3 separate regions of the Homo sapiens genome follow, and all the other regions are linked to region 3. A link is a loop called in an ENCODE intact Hi-C map of the cell type or tissue named here. Cell type or tissue: endothelial cell of umbilical vein. All regions are shown on one strand. Each heading gives the region's core, and the rest is flanking DNA. Links, peaks and the distances in the headings are about the cores only. Region 1 overlaps HACE1 (HECT domain and ankyrin repeat containing E3 ubiquitin protein ligase 1). Region 2 overlaps LOC105377918 (a long non-coding RNA gene). Region 3 has its middle 150 kb from the start of HACE1.

What was found. A loop is a pair of places that touch in the nucleus more often than their neighbours do. Peaks named below come from ENCODE experiments on the same cell type or tissue, not always from the same donor. Only the 100,000 strongest peaks of a DNase experiment are listed, where the experiment ranks them.
Region 1: it touches region 3 in a loop (5-fold over the local background); 4 of 110 quality-filtered maps call a loop at or near these places.
Region 2: a loop joins it to region 3, with 10 times the contacts of the local background. A loop is called at or near these places in 3 of 110 quality-filtered maps.

The regions. Positions count from the first base shown.
Region 1 is chr6:104,768,677-104,774,047 of GRCh38, reverse strand. It overlaps HACE1 (HECT domain and ankyrin repeat containing E3 ubiquitin protein ligase 1), which reads left to right. Exons shown (of 24, transcript NM_020771.4): 18 at 1,974-2,123; 19 at 2,659-2,855. Among named protein-coding and RNA genes, the nearest start is that of HACE1, 89 kb to the left of the region's middle. In endothelial cell of umbilical vein, for the core only: a CTCF peak has its summit at 2,599 (motif pointing right); a DNase peak (open chromatin) is centred at 2,597.
Region 2 is chr6:104,519,863-104,525,233 of GRCh38, reverse strand. All of the region lies in intron 1 of LOC105377918 (a long non-coding RNA gene), which reads left to right. Among named protein-coding and RNA genes, the nearest start is that of HACE1, 340 kb to the left of the region's middle. In endothelial cell of umbilical vein, for the core only: no CTCF peak of the experiment used is centred there; a DNase peak (open chromatin) is centred at 2,623; H3K27ac peaks cover 799 bases.
Region 3 is chr6:104,702,280-104,707,650 of GRCh38, reverse strand. No RefSeq gene overlaps it. Among named protein-coding and RNA genes, the nearest start is that of HACE1, 150 kb to the left of the region's middle. RefSeq lists a silencer at 5,060-5,260. In endothelial cell of umbilical vein, for the core only: no CTCF peak of the experiment used is centred there; DNase peaks (open chromatin) are centred at 2,370 and 3,270; H3K27ac peaks cover 3,696 bases.

The DNA.
Region 1 (5,371 bases), core at 31-5,030, 66 kb before region 3:
GTAAGAACTCAGTTAGCTGATATGTGAAAATGCTTAGTTGGTGCCTGGCATATAGAAAGTATAAATATTATATGCTATTATTATTACATGAAAATGATATTATTGTATACTAGGATTTTTCTGAGAGCATGAAAATAGTTGGGGGAATCACAGCTATATATATTTTTTGAACTTAAAATTTATCATAAACTTTTAATTCTATTTAAAATTTTCAAGTTAAAAACTGTTACTCCTTTTCTGAAGATTTTCTCCCTATATGTTTCCTTTTTTTTTTTTAAAAAAGTCTCCTTATCTATTCTTTTTAAGCATCTAGATTTCTCAGAAAGTAATTAGAGAAGGAATTAAACACAGAGCTAGGGGAGGAAAGTAGAATCATCAGAAATCTTTGTTGGTCCATAGCTGTAATCATTCATTATTTTAACAGGTAAAAAATATTTGTGATTATTCTCAGAATATTATATTTTTGGGATTATGATTATATTTGTCTTTGAAGTCTGCCTTTATCTCACAAAGCTTTGCTTTGGCTTTTAATACCAGGTCTTGCTTCATGACAGTGAATTATTCTCCAAAGGTCCTTAACAGTGAATGATGAGACTCACATGACTTATTTAGGTTATTCCCATAGGCTTGCAAATTTATACCTTATATCTAAATAAACTAGTCAGCAGGTTAACCTGGTGTCAGCACCGAGAAATCAAAGACCAGTGAAACACAGAGTGAATTATTGTCAAAATGACTAAAGATTTCACTTTCCAATACATTTCTACCTTTTGTTTTTCTTTGATGCTATTTCATTAGGTTTATCCGTTGTTTCTTTTAGCCCAGGCATTTACAATAGTAGTATATAGCATGAGCTCATTATGTGTTTGTTGAATGGATGAGTAAATTTGTAATATGAATTAGTGACCATCACAGAAAAATAGGAAAAATAGGAAAAGAAAGTTATTTAAAGTTGAGGTTTTGGCATTAGGTTTTAACTTTTAACTAGTAGTATTTTTTTTTTGAGACTTTTTTTTTACGGTGGTGAAATACACATATAAATTTACCATTTATATTATTGAAAGTGTACAATTCAGTGGCATTTAAGTACATTCACAGTGTTGTGCAACCATCGGCCACTATCTATTTTCAGAGCTTTTTCATCACCCCAAGCAGAAATTCTGTACCCGTTAAGCAATATCTCCCATATCCCCTTTCCTCAGCCTTAGGTAACTACTAATCTACTTTACCTATCTATAAATTTGCCTATTCTAGATATTTTATAAAAGTGGATTCATATTCCATTGCACTGGATTTTCATAGTAATTGGTAACTTATTGCCCTTGCCATTTTTACTTTCACCTCAGAGGTAATTGTTTAAACTTAATTGTTTGCCATTAGAAAGACTTGGTTACCTTGTGGACTGAGGTGATTTTCTAATCATTGTTAACAGGCATCAAGTTCATTGACTAGGCCTGTCACTTAAGAGCAGTTGTACATTTACAGTTTTTAGTTATTCTCATAGTGTTCTACTCCTGAAGCAGCAAAAACTAGCAAATACTTACTGCACTGGCACATACAGATGAATGGGATAATGTCTGTCCTAGCGAACAGCCTATTGCCATACTGCCTAGGAAACTGTGTATATGTGCGTGTGTGTGTGTGTATGTGTATGTGTATATGATCCTCTGCTGTATTATTTCCAGAGTGTCTCTGATGATCTTCCAACTAATTTCAGTCAAAAGTACTCTAAAATTTTCTCTCTGCCATAGATTACTGTGACAAATATGTATGAATAAATGATTATCATCTATACTTCCAATTCTACTTACCACTTGTTATATTTTCCACAAAGAACATTTCTCTGGAAGTTTATACATAATGTAACCTTAGCTTTGCTGAAGTTGTATGTGAATTAGTTTATCTGCATCGAAGTAATCTTTCTTCTGCATATAGATTCTTAATAATATATTATTTTGTATTTATTTCAATAGGAACAACTTTTCAGCCTAATAGCAACTCTTATGTAAATCCTGATCACTTGAACTATTTTCGGTTTGCTGGGCAGATCTTGGGATTAGCGTTGAACCACAGGCAGCTGGTCAATATTTACTTCACACGATCCTTCTACAAGCACATTCTTGGTATGGCTCTATTATTATTTCTGCAGACATTTATTTATATTGTTTTTTTTTCAGTTTGAGGAAAACTAGATAAGCAGTAGTATTTTGGATGAGATAATTTTTATTTTGATTGGAGCCCATCTGTATATGTAAGCCATTCGGGGTTTGAAGGAGAAAAAAATGACCTACCTTTTTTTTTTCCAAACACCTCTAGTTAAGTTAGCCTTTTTTTTTTTTTTTCAATTTTTGTGTGTGTATTTTTATGCTAAGAATACATTTCAGTGTGAGTATACTTAAGATAATTGGCATTTTTGAAGTTTATAATAACTTCCTGAATAGTTATTTCAAAGAAAGATTACATTGTAACAATGTGAAAGAAACACAGAATTAATTTAACAGACTTTCAAATTCAGGAATCCATTTAAAATATGCTGTGTGTAGGATTGTATTATATTTTGCAGTTTTTCAGAATATCTGTAGAGGGCAGTATTTTACCATTAAATAGATAAGGGAAGGCAAAACCAGACTATAACTGCTGTATGTTTGCATTTTTTAGGTATTCCTGTAAATTACCAAGATGTGGCATCCATTGATCCAGAATATGCGAAAAATTTGCAATGGATTTTAGATAATGATATAAGTGATCTGGGTCTAGAACTAACTTTTTCTGTTGAGACTGATGTGTTTGGAGCAATGGAAGAGGTGCCTTTGAAACCTGGGGGTGGGAGTATTCTTGTGACACAAAATAATAAAGTGAGTATTTCAGTTTTTACCTTAACCATTGTTTGTAACTTGGCCCTGATAGTTTGCTAGTTACTCTAAATTCTTCTGGCACTTGTAGAAAAACTTTTACTATTACAGTATCATAGCAGATAAAACGTTTAAGTTAATAAAACAATCAAATGTTAAATTTTGAATTAGAAAGGATTATTTTGATAATTGTGCTAGCTGTGCTGAGTTGGTTCCTAAAAAATCGAGAGCACTTCAGCTGATAGTATAAATTGGGCATATGCATTTTGAGAAATTTGATTAGAAATATAAGCTTAAATGAAGATATTTGCAAAAATTGCTCTTTCATGTTTTTAAAGTGTAATATTAAAGAATTCTAATAGAGAAAAGAAATGCCAGTGTTTAAGCTTTCCACATACTTTTGGGATCCAGTAAGTTTGTTCGACCTTTTGATATTTTTTTGACTGTATAACTTGATTATTTATTTATTTATTTATTGAGACGAAGTCTCACTCTGTCACCCAGGCTGGAGCGCAGTGGTATGATCTCGGCTCACTGCAACCTCTGCCTCCTGGGTTCGAGCAATTCTCCTGCCTTGGCCTCCTCAGTAGCTGGGATTACAGGGGTGCGCCACCATGCCCAGATAATTTTTGTATTTTTAGTAGAGACGGGGTTTCACCATGTTGGCCAGGATGGTCTCAAACTCCTGACCTCAGGTGATCTGTCTGCCTCGGCCTCCCAAAGTGCTGGGATTACAGGTATGAGCCACCACTCTCGGCCTTATTTTTATTTATTATTACCTCTCCTCTATATGTATTATTTAAAAATCTTTGCATATGTTTTAAATTTCACTGTTCAAAGTCATAATATGACTTTAAGATTTAATATGGCTTGGTGTTTTAATATGTTATATGAGGTATTTGGAGTTAGAAAATATCATATGAATTCTAGTTCTGTTGCTTACAAGTAGCAGCTTCTGGTTGAACAATACTAAACTGCCCCCCTCCCTTTTTGTTTAGCTGAATTATAATTCCAAGACATCTTCAGAATCAATTTAACTATAAGAAACAATGTTCACTGAGCCATTTTTTAAACTATAGATTTAGTAAAATGTGGATTATTTTAAAAAGGGTTATGTTTAACAATTCTTCGAACTCAGTTTTCTGTAGAATTGGAATAATAATACCTCCCATACAGAATTGTTATTAGCATTTTGTAAAATGAAAAGCACAGCACAAAAGTTAGTTGTATTGGGTAGTTTTCTATAAAAATAGGTTCTTAGTTTCAGATATATAAAGGGAATTGGAAACTTATTAGCAAGCGACATAATTTTACCTTTTGAAACTTAAGATACTATAGTGTACAAAAAAAAGAGATTGAATTCTTGGAAATAAAGTCAGGAGTTGAGTTCTTACATATTCATACTTAGAAATTTTAAATTCTACCCTCTCATTTTACATGAAATGACACTAATCCTAAAGAGTTAATGGCAAAACTGGGGCCAAAACCCAAGCCTCCTAATTTCAAGTCTAATGTTCTTCATACTATATGCAAAATTAATTGTGTCGAGGAAGAACTTACTTGATTTTTAATGTAAGTCATGTTAAGCTCTAGAAGATTATAATAGTTAAACACTTAATTTTTAAACCTATATGATTTGCCAGTGAGTGAAAATATTTTTAGAATCTTTTTTTAGATTGTTCACCTTGTAGCATGTTTATTATTTTATTTTACACTGGAGGCCTACCCTCAATTAAGGGTAATGAAGTCATAGAATCTTTATTAAGCAATGATTGCCTTTGATAAGAGAACCATAAACATGATTCTTATCTGTGAATACTATATCTGGTGAGGTTTGTCACTCCTTTCAGATATATATGACAAAGTGGAAAGATCTAGTAACAATTGTATTCCAGTGCTTTGGGAGACTAAGGCAGGGGGATTGCTTGAGGCCAGGAGTTCGAGACAAGCCTGGGCAACATAGTGAGACCTCATCTCTATAAAAAATAAAAAAATTAGCCAGGCCTAGTTTTGTGTGGCTACAGTCCTAGCTATTCTGGAGGCTGAGGTGGGAGGATCACTTGAGCTCTGGAGGTTGAGGCTACAGTGAGCCAAGATGACATTACTGCCCTCTAGCCTGAGTGACAGAGCAAGATCCTATCACTTAAAAAAGAAAAAAAAATGTGTATGAGGTATATCTATATTTATGCTTGCATCTCCTAGCAGCACCCCCCCTTACTATGACATGATTTTTGTTTAGATTTTTAAAATATTATTAATTTTTTTGTATTTGTGTATTTTAATGAAATCTAGAAAGATGGAAAATATTGAATAAATAAGAATAAGTAAGAATATGCTCACATTGAGGATATACCCTTCATTGTGCATCTCACCAGAGGTGGGAATACTATTTTAATATTAAAGAGCTTGAAACTTTTGTTTCTCAGTTTAATACTATATATATTTACATTTTGTTTAATTGCTTGGTTGATTAGAGGCTAACTTTTTTAAGTAATTAGGAGTGTTAATAGCAGGGTCTT
Region 2 (5,371 bases), core at 194-5,193, 180 kb after region 3:
ATGAACTTTAAAAATCATTTTCAGTAAGGAAAACTGTCACAGCCTCTAAAATATAGTTTATTCAATCATTTACTCATTGATTAATTTCATCTACTCCTTTAACAAATTTCATGAGCTCCTCTTCAGATACTGTTTTAGAGGCTGTGTCAGACTAGGAAGGATTCCTTAAAGATAATGGAAGTGGGTTACTACCCTCAAGGAGTTCCTGTGCCACTTCTGTACTCAAGAATATATGAGTCTGTAGGACCTCTGGGGAAGGGAGGAGTGACTTGTCATGTCGTGAGCTGCCTTGAATGGAGTGAAATTTTCCATTGTTGATCTGTCTATACTTGCTGTTTTGTGGCTAGCAAACTGATTTGCTGTAACCTTGTCTGCTTCTCCAACATCATAGGTAAACAATAAATATATGTGGAATGAATAAGTAAATAAAAAGACATGACTGCAAATTATTCCGTAATTTTCATCACGATAATCCCAAATAGTTTAATAATATGGAAACCTTGCAAAACATTAGTCTTTAAATATTTGTCGAAATTTCCTTAGATAGCTCTGATTATTTCCAAGAAAAAAAATTGAGAATAAAACAATAAACATCTATGTATGCTGCTTTTTCAAATTATAACATTTTGTCATATTTGCTTCAGTTATTAAATAATTTAGTTTGTATTTTGATCGGATTCTATGTGCATGGAAAGAACAAAATTGTTAAAAACATATAATTGGTATAATAAACAATACCACCTGAATCCCCCTTGTCATAATTTCTTGCTCGTCAGAGGCAACCCATTTCAAATATGTTGCTATTTGCTTATTGGACTTATAATGCTATTTACTGATTTTTTTAGTTTTGATTCTCTACTATGGAATATGAGGATATAGGTGTTTTCATCCCTCTACTACTATCTATAAAATACTTGGAACCTCCCAAATTATTAACTATTTGAAATTCACATTTAAGTGGGTGCCCTGTATTTTTATTTGCTAAATCTTATAACCATAATCCCTAACCATACACATGAATACTTCCTGCTGAAACCTTTAAATTTAGTTACATTTCACTTTCAGCTTAATCACTCTTTGATCGTCTATGTTCTGAGGATCATGCAAATGCTAATCATTGTTGAGCCAGGTAACATATAAAATATCACTCATTTTGCTTCCTATTTTTTGTTTTTGTTTTCTTGGATTGAAAATTGCTTGGTTTTAGGTTTGCTCAATTTTCTTTGTATTTACCTAATTTACACTAATTTATCTTCTAACTTCTCCCATTGTGTAATTCTCAACTCAATATATTATCCAATCATTTCACTTCTCTGGACCTGCTGTCCAGCCTGTGTCTTGGGTTTCTCCCGTCTCCTTCCTCCTAGGATCCTTGCCATTGCTTTGCTATGAGTGATCTTCTGTCTGTCTCTGGGGTCCCACGTGTTCCTCTATATTTGTTTACTCCTATATTTTGGTGGGAACTCCATGAGAAAGCTTACTACCTGGATGGTAAATGGATTGAGAGTTTGCATATGTGGAAATGAATTTGTTCCACATTCACTCCTGATTATCCTTTTGGTTAAGAATAGTATTATATGTTGGGATTTATTTTGAAGGCACTGTTATATTACTTTCTAACAATGTTGCCGTTGAGAAGTGAAATGCCATTTGAAATCGGCCTTTTTTTTGGTCCCAGGTGTTCTGAAATTTTACAGTTATGTGTTTGCCCTAGCATGGGCCAATGTCCATCTGTTGTTCTAGAATCTTGATGGATACCTCAGCCTCCAGAGAAAAATATTAGAAAAAAAATTCAAAATTAGTCAACCAATAAATAACATTCATAACAAATTTCCACCAGAACGTCAACTTTTCTGTTGTTACCTTGAAATAATCAAAGTATAGTTTTTTCTTATTATGTAATATTACGCAGAAGGTTGTTACTTAAAAAATATAGTACTGAGGTCATTCCTAATAAGTATCCCAAATATTTTTGGAATACAACTCATAGTTTTTCCTGTCACTGCACACCCTCCGATCCCACTGAAATTTAAATTCAGTTTAAATTTAAAATCTAAAGTTCTAAAAATTAAACTAAAATTGTTGTTTTCCAACGTGAATCTTTGTGAAAAGCAGAAAAAAACACTAAACACTGGTTGTGGCCAAAGTTTACTTAAAATACCTGGTTTTGGCCAATGTTACTTAAAATACCTGAATTAAAATTTTTTTCCTGTTTGAAAAGCTCAGGTGTGACGTGGTGGCTCACGGCTGTAATCCCAGCACTTTGGGAGGCCGAGGTAGGTGGATCATGAGGTCAGGACTCTGAAGTTTATTCCAGTAGGCTTTTCAATTTTGGTTTCCTCAATAATTTCATTTAACCTCATTGAGTGCCACCCCTTAAATGGTTTCTTTTAGGAATAGCAAAATAATAAACTTCAAATTGCCTTGAACCTGCCACCTGGTACACCCTTGAGAAAGTCTCGCGGGCCAGTTCTGGTCGCCTGCTCCAACATGGAGTGTGACGGGCAGGAGGCACGAGGCAATGACAAGACCCATGGCACTCTCACAGCTTCCTGTTTTTCTTCCGTAGGAAAAACTTGAAGAACTTTAGAGAAATAATATATGTATCTAATAGTTGTCAAGTAGCTCATTACAATTTTTGGATATCATGAATGTTTAAATATTAAAAAGAACAATTTGAGGAAATCAGTCATATATTATTTTGAGGAAATTGCTTCGGCTGCATCAAATTGATAAAAAAGAATGGTTTTTTCCTCTAAAGATTAATGGATTTTTAGATGATTTCTGAATAATATCCTCTACAGAAAGTAAATAAACATCTATTTTCTTAGCAATAGTGCTTCTTATATTGATATAAGTTAGAAATTAGTAGTAGTTAATACCTTCATGAATAATGTATATTGCTGGAAGTACTGTAATGGTCAGTTTCACGTATCATATGCTGCCTTTTAAAAGTATATTTTATGGTTTGCAAAAGAACAATTACATTTTTTTTCTCATTGCTGGATAGCTGAGATAATTGATAAATATCTGGTAACATCATACCTTGATTCTGATCATATGGAAAAACTGTATTTAGCAAACATCTAGCAAAAGGTATTTTTATCATCAAACAAGATTTTTCTTTTTAACAGAAAACACATTTTTTTCACCTTCTTTTTTTCTCCATTATAATTATTTGAAATGTCTGCTGGCATGTAGCATTTGATTAGGGAATTTTTGAGAAGCAGTCTATTTGTAATAGGATCCTCAATGGAAAATATAAATATAATAATATATTTATACACAATTTTACATTTTATAATAAGCATCTGATTTTTTCGATTTATGAACTAAAAATAGAAAAAGGTACTTGGTTTTTTATAGTTAAAAAAATTGTTTTTTCTTGGGTAGATTTTGGCCTGTACCTTTCTTTTTTAAAACTGAGTTTTAGTTCTGGGTTATTTTTATTTTTTAAAGGAAACTGACATTCCCAGCAGAATTGCTGTAGTGGACCTGAGATTCTTTCACATCACTGCATGGGAATATTTTCCATGTCACTAATTCCCAGCGGATGCATTTCCCCACCTTAAATGGGATATTTCTAAACATTACCATTTCAACCAAAGTTGTTTGATAGCTCACTATTATTTACTGATACTGTCTAAGTCTTGCTGCCAACATAATCTTAATAAGTCATTACAAGTCCACTGGGTAAGCTGTTTTTCCATTTCTTAAGCTTTAGTGCCTGTGCTGTATGGATTTGGCATTTAATAAATCACTGTAGGGCCAGCGAACACATTATATTCCTGTAGTTGAGACTGTCTAGACAAAAGTGCATGGAGAGATCTTTCCACTCTAAGTAGCGGGAGAGCATTTCTTTGCCACAAATTGGTTCTGAATCAATTGCTCAGAAACTTGGCATATCCAGGCTTACTTGGATGCAGGAGGAGTGCAAGACTAAGTGCTGCATGGGGTGCTTTTCTGCCTTCTAGTTTAATTGAATAGCTGAGAAGCAGTGCCTAAGAAACAACGGTCCTGTGGGAGAATGGCTTACAATTTTACCCTTTTCAGATTCAAGAATTATTATACCAATTTATGTTAGATGACCTTTGTTTACAAAAATATCTGAAAGGTTTATTAAAGCTGAGTAAATGATACTATTAAGGGTGTGCAGCAAGAAAAAAAATGGGAAGGAGAGAATAGGATTTCTTTCCTGATAGATATATTATGTATGTATGTGTATGTTTATCTTGGTTCCCCCTGTGAAGCTCTTTTCTTAGAGAGAGAGAGAGAGGATGTTTCATTAGTGAGCTTTTTGAAGCACAGCTTTCTTTCCATTTTTCAGGGGAAACTTGTTTTAGAAATGATCAGGGACTGTGATAGAGTTCGATCTTGCCCTTTCAAGGAGACCACTAGTAGTGCTCTTAACTGTTGCTGTTCTTGAAGGTTAAATTAGACCATGGTAAATTTCTTAGCAATATAAGCGTCAGCATATCCCTTGAACTGTCCAGGCTATACTGTTGCTTTTACTAGTTCTATGTTGGTTCTTTTTGCCTCTCTGCTCTTGTCTTCTGGTTGTGTAACACCTAATATTCTTGCTTTGCATATCCTCCTTGATGGATTTTCTTAAATTTCAGGTGTTTCTGGCAAAATAAAAAAGAAAAAGAAGTATGAAAATAAGTCTAGAATCATGCAGATATTAATGACACCAATAACAGAGAATTTATATTCAGAAGCATTTGGATTATGTCTCTTAACAATATATTACCATAATATATTGGCTCTTTTAATGGATTTGAAGCTATTTGGTTTCATTTGTAAACAAAATGAAAAAGAACATTCAGCATGGATGTCCATTACCTGAGAAGTGTCCACCCTAAGGGTGACTTATAAAGTCCACTGGTTCAGCTGAATTCAAATTTAATTGACTGTTTTATATATGAACATATTTTTCAGCCTAAAGTATTCACTTGTTGTGAATGTGACTCAAATTCCACTTTCATTTTTCACTTTTAATTTTGAGATAGTTGAATGTTGAGGAAATAATTGGGTAAGTAAATAAACGAACACATTTGAAGGCAGTAATTGGGCAGCAATGACATTCAAGTTTAATTGCCAAGTTACCTGAGGGTAGAATACACATCTCCCATCATGAACATTGTAGGTACTTCTGGAGATTTAGGCAAAAGCAGAAATCAGAGGCTTTATGTCCTGCCTGGAATAAAGTTTTTCAGCAGTGATAGTAGAATTCCTCCTGATTTCACTAAACAGGCTTAAATTCTATAGTTTCTTGAAATGATTATGTATAGGGATTCTTGCGTTTCTGTCCTTTAGGTCTTTGACTTTAAAACACTACTTAATCCAAATCCATAAATGCTCACGTCATCTT
Region 3 (5,371 bases), core at 32-5,031:
GAGGGCTTCACAGACACAGAATGAGGCCTTCCCAGCCTCCAGACCTGTGAGAAATAAATTTTTATTGTTTATAAATTACCCAGTCTATGGTATTTTATTATAGCAGCACAAATAGACTAAGGCATCTTCTATTCCATTCCCAGTTTGGTAAGTGGTTTTATCCAGAAGGGTTGTTGGACTTTGTTAGATACAATACTTTTACTGTGTCTATTGAAATGATCACGAGGTCTTTGTCATTTATTCTGTTTATATGGTTTATTACACTGATTTTTGTTTGTAAACAAACTTTGTTAACTTGCATTACTTGGATAAATCCCACTTGGTCATGGTGTATAATCCTTTTTATATGTTGCTGGGTAAGTTTGCTAGTATTTTATAGAAGATTTTCTAACTTATATTTACAAGGAACCTTGGCTTATAGTTTTCTTTTTTGTGATGCTTTTGCCTGGTTCTGGTATCACAATAATACTGGCCTCATAGAATGAGTTGGGAAGTGTTCCCTCTTGTTCTATTTTTTTTTTTAGAAAACTGCAAAGAATTGGTATTGTTTCAATGAGTGGTAGAATTCACTCAGAGAAGCTGTCTGGTCCTGAGATTTTCTTCATGGTAAATTTAAAATTAGTAACTTACGCTTTTTATCTGTTACAGATTTACTGAGATTTTCTATTTCTTCTTGAGTCTTGTTTTGTGTTTGCATTTTCTAGGAGTTTTTCCATTTCATCTAAGTTATCTAATTTATTGGTATATGGTTTTTCATAGTATTCCTTTGTAATGCTTTTTATTTCTGTAAGATTGATAGTGATCTTTCTTTTTTTCCTGATTTTGGTAATTTGAGTCTTTTTCTTTGTCAGTCTACACAAAATTACAGTAGTAATTTATCTATAGGACTTTTATGTGTAGAGTTTGCTTTAATACAGGAATTAAACAAAAATTCCTGAAGGCATTTCTTCTCATTTCTTGGTCTTCCCAGGATGTAACCTCCCCGTTTTCTCTCTACCATGCTCATAAGGATTGCTTACTCCTTCCTTTTATCCCCCAGTTATGCCATCCTCTTCTTTGTCCTTCAGGACACAATTTTGATCTCATATTCCAACATCTAATCAAATCAAGGGGTCCAGTGAAGTACATTTCAATGTCTGTGTGTGTTTCTTTGGTGTCTTTGCCCAATCTCGTGTAGCACTACTGACTCCAGCCTTTTTATTTTAAATTATCACAATTCAGAAATTCACTTTACTTCATAGACGTATTCTAAGTTTCATGCTTGGGAAGTCTATTTTGTTCATGCCATTTGAATTCAAAGTTTAACAACAAACTTGCTGCATCATATTTAGACACCCAGGATTTTGTTTCTGGAAGGATTTTAGAGATTATCCAGGATTAAGCAGCAGCCACTCAGTACCAGTCAGTTGTTGCCAGATGGGAATGAGAACCTACTGTGGCTGGATCTTCTCATTAAAACAAACAAACAAACATAAATCTGGATATTCGTGGGAAACCTCCAAATTTTTAAATGAAAGCAATGAATTAAAAACTCTTAAAACTGTGCTAACGTCAAGGACCCTGTTCTTTTAGTTTATTTGTATCCTGTTTTGTCCTCAGCACGCAATGGATTGGTAATGTTCTTGAAGAGTTTAGTTTAAGGAATTCTAGGAGATTATAGGTCTTGCTGTATCTTAAGAATGACATAAACAAAAAAAAGTTATTATCTTCCGCCCTTTAATATAAATATAGGCTATTTGGAACCAGATGGGTATTAAGAAGCTATGTGAGTGAACTTTCTTCCCTCCTTAAACTTTTACACTTGATTAACTAGTCATTTATGAAGTTGGATCTTCAAAGACACTTTATATTAGCCCTGGGAGTTGTCCCTTCTACTCAGCTAGAAATTGAAGTGATACTTTAAAATTAAGCATCTGTTCTCCTATTCAGCTCAAGCTTTAAGGATTGGTGTCTTCTGGAAGTGAGGTGTCCATAAAGAAGCATCCTGGGCAATTTGACATTCATAGAAAATGGCTTGGAAAACATGCCCATGGTGAGTCCAGCACCATTGTTCGAGGCAAAACTGTCAACATGTTTAAAGCCATCCTGGGAAATGACTAAAGACACGCACATTTTAAAAACTGAAAACGAGTGCTATTTGTTTTGGAGCTAGAGATAGAATACCCCTTTTGATCTTTTTCTTTTTCTCCCTGGCTGATCTCGGGATTTGATTTCTCTATTCAGAAAAAGAGCGTGGTTGAACATTTTGCTCCCTTAAGAGTTTCTGAGCCCTTAACAGCTGACTGGCATAGTCCATAGTTTCCTGATACCTTTCTTAAGATTTCCTTCCTGAGGAAACTGTGTCTCACAGAGGAGGAACGACGCCTCTGACCACATCCTGCTGTTCTTGTGTGTGGTTGAGCAGTTTTTATCAGATCTCAGGGAAAGGCAAGGTGAAGTCACCTCCTAACACTTCTCTTTTTTCCCTATAGACGTTTAGAACTAGAAGCCTTAGAGCTGGCACAACTGGATGTGTAAATATGTTTTGCCAAGTAAGGAGATCCATTTAAACAGGGACCATTTAATGGTGAAAATGAAAATCTTGAGCATTCAGCCTGGGAGATGACTGATGCTGGAGAATGCCAATAAATGTATAAAAATCTCTCTATTGAAAAATCAAAGTGCTTTTACATCCTTGTCTGTGACTTCTGTTTTTAATCCATTTAGGCAATGTTGATTTTTTCTCTCTTAATGAATAGCAATTGAGCTGTACATTTTACATACCAGTAAGTGACTACGAGATGCTTTTGAAAATTAGCCACCAGCAAGTACATTTCACATCTGAAGCAACATTTTGGCAGATGGACTCAGCTTAAAATTGGGACTGCCGTGAATAGTCCCAATTTCAGAATCAAGTTAATTCCATGTGGAACCCCACCAAACCTTTAGGCATTAAACGGAGCATGGTGTAAATCCTCGATGTGTACATTGCACTTGATGAGATGGCTGGCCATCCTAGTAAAAAGTGAGTCCAGAGGCTAGACATCTGGTGTGGTTGTTTTTGCAAAATACATTGTCACATTGCAGCATATAGAAAAATAATAATTGTCATTCTCTTTTGCCGCCATTCCTCCCAGGAGTGTGTTTTTGTCTGCTCTCCTGTCAAAATTATGTTAAACAGTAAAAATAAAAAATATGCTTCATAGTTTTCCAAACTTATCTTTCTCAGTTGGTTGCTCTTAAGGAATGTGACTTATGACCTCTACTTTTGGATGCTGCAGTTTCTTTCTTTCTCACGCATATAAGTAAGGTCTGCTCACAGGGTAAAGGAGGAGGATGTATGTTTTTCCAATGCCGACTTTCTTTTATTACCTGCTTGTATTTATATCAAAGAACATGTTGTATTTCCTCCTTTTCTGAAAGTCACTTACTCCACTTCATTTTGCTTTCCAGTTCTGGTTAATATTTATTATTTTGAAGTCTTAGTTTTATTTTCGTAAACGTTGAGATCTGTGACTTCAAATTATTATTCATTTACCCATTATAAATATCTTTTTTTTTTTTTTTGAGACAGTCTTGCTCTGTCACCCAGGCTGGAAGATAGTGGTGCAACCTTGGCTCACTGCAACCTCTGCCTCCCAGGTTCAAGTGATTCTTGTGCCTCAGACTCCCGAGTAGCTGGGATTACAGGTGTGCACCACCATGCCTGGGTAATTTTTGTATTTTTCGTAGAGACAGGGCTTTGCCATGTTGGTCTCGAACTCCTGGCCATGAGTGATCTGCCCACCTGGACCTCCCAAAGTGCTGGGACTACAAGCATGAGCCACCGCGCCCAGCCCATTATAAATATCTTTTAAGTGTTTAATTTACTGGAGTATCAAAATACTTAAATTGATGAAGCTAGTATGGCTTGTTTACCATGAATTCTAACTTTGAGATGTTCTGAAAGTGAAGTTAAGTAGAATGTAATGATTTGATCCATATATCTCACCTCTTCAGTCCAAGGGCTGTAGGTTAGAAGTTAGAATGGGAAAGGAGTAGAGGTGTTTTTTCGTCTCTCTTCTGTCTGGAAAACTAACCCTATCCTGTTGTACATTTGTCAAATCCTACTTGTCCTTCAAGCATCTTGATACACTGGTAGCATTAATCATGTATTATACAACTCCTTACACTGATGCACTATGAAAAGCTTCTTTCATGCAATGTTTCTTTAAATATAGGAAGTTTTAATGGACATTTGGGGCCATGCTTTCAATTACACTTTGAAGAGACTTTCCCCAAATTGCTACTGTCAAAGAGAACCCTATGTTAAAAAAGAGGGGACAGAGCAATTTATATCAATGAAAAAAATTTCTAAACTTTATTGCAATCACTGTATTGTTCACCAACAAAAAGGTAGACTGTATTTTGAAGGCTTCTACTAGAGACTGCGCTGCCACTTGGCTGAATTGCCGTGGCTTTACTGTGAGTGAATCTCTGCCCCTAAAATGAAATCTCTTCCTTAGTGTGGTTATAAGTTTTCATTCTTTCATAATAAATCTAGCCCAAAGACATTTCTTTACTGTAAATTTGCCTCCACAGAAGTGCTCATAAACAGTATCTGCCTCCATTACCTGTGGTAGACCCAAGTTTGACCATTTTGTAGAGTAAGCATATGCACTAAGAATCAATATGTGTTTTATTAGCACCAAGAGACTCATTGGATTGCTTTTTTTTCTTTTTACCTTTATGGGCAATTGCTATAAAAAGGTAAATTAAAAAGTTAACCATCTGCTACCTCACTTTTCATTTAAAATCTTTTATTTGATTACTCTTTCCAGGTAATCAATGCTTTCTATTTTGCTATTATGCTAGCTAGTGAATGAAGGTGGTTTTCACTTATAGCTTTTATTTATCTAACGGTATTGTCAGAGTCACAGTCTTTATGCGTCCTATTAGTAGTCTGGAAAATATTTCTTACTACATCGAAACAGAACAAAATTCAATTTAGAAATATAATTTCCTGCCATGGAGACACTTGATAACAGGGGGGAGATTAATGGAGCCCAGTGACAGAAACTTGATTTAAGGCAGGAGATTAATACTGCTTTATCAGCCTACACTGCAAGTGAATTGGCTCCTAAAGAAAAAAAATCTGTTTGAAGTTGCTGAGTTGTCTGCTTGTCGGTTGGAAAAAGGTCCCTGGACATCTATTTTGTTATTGCTGAGTATTTGCTGCAAGCTTGTCTATTTGACAACATAGGAACAAACCTGCTCACAACACCAGTCTTGCTTATTTTACAGTAGTAACATGTTTCTTATTATTCCTTTTGATCCCACAGGAAGCTTGGATGCTGTGGAGGTCAGCCTCTGACTTAAGGGGATTATATTCAGTAAATAATGTCAAAATTAA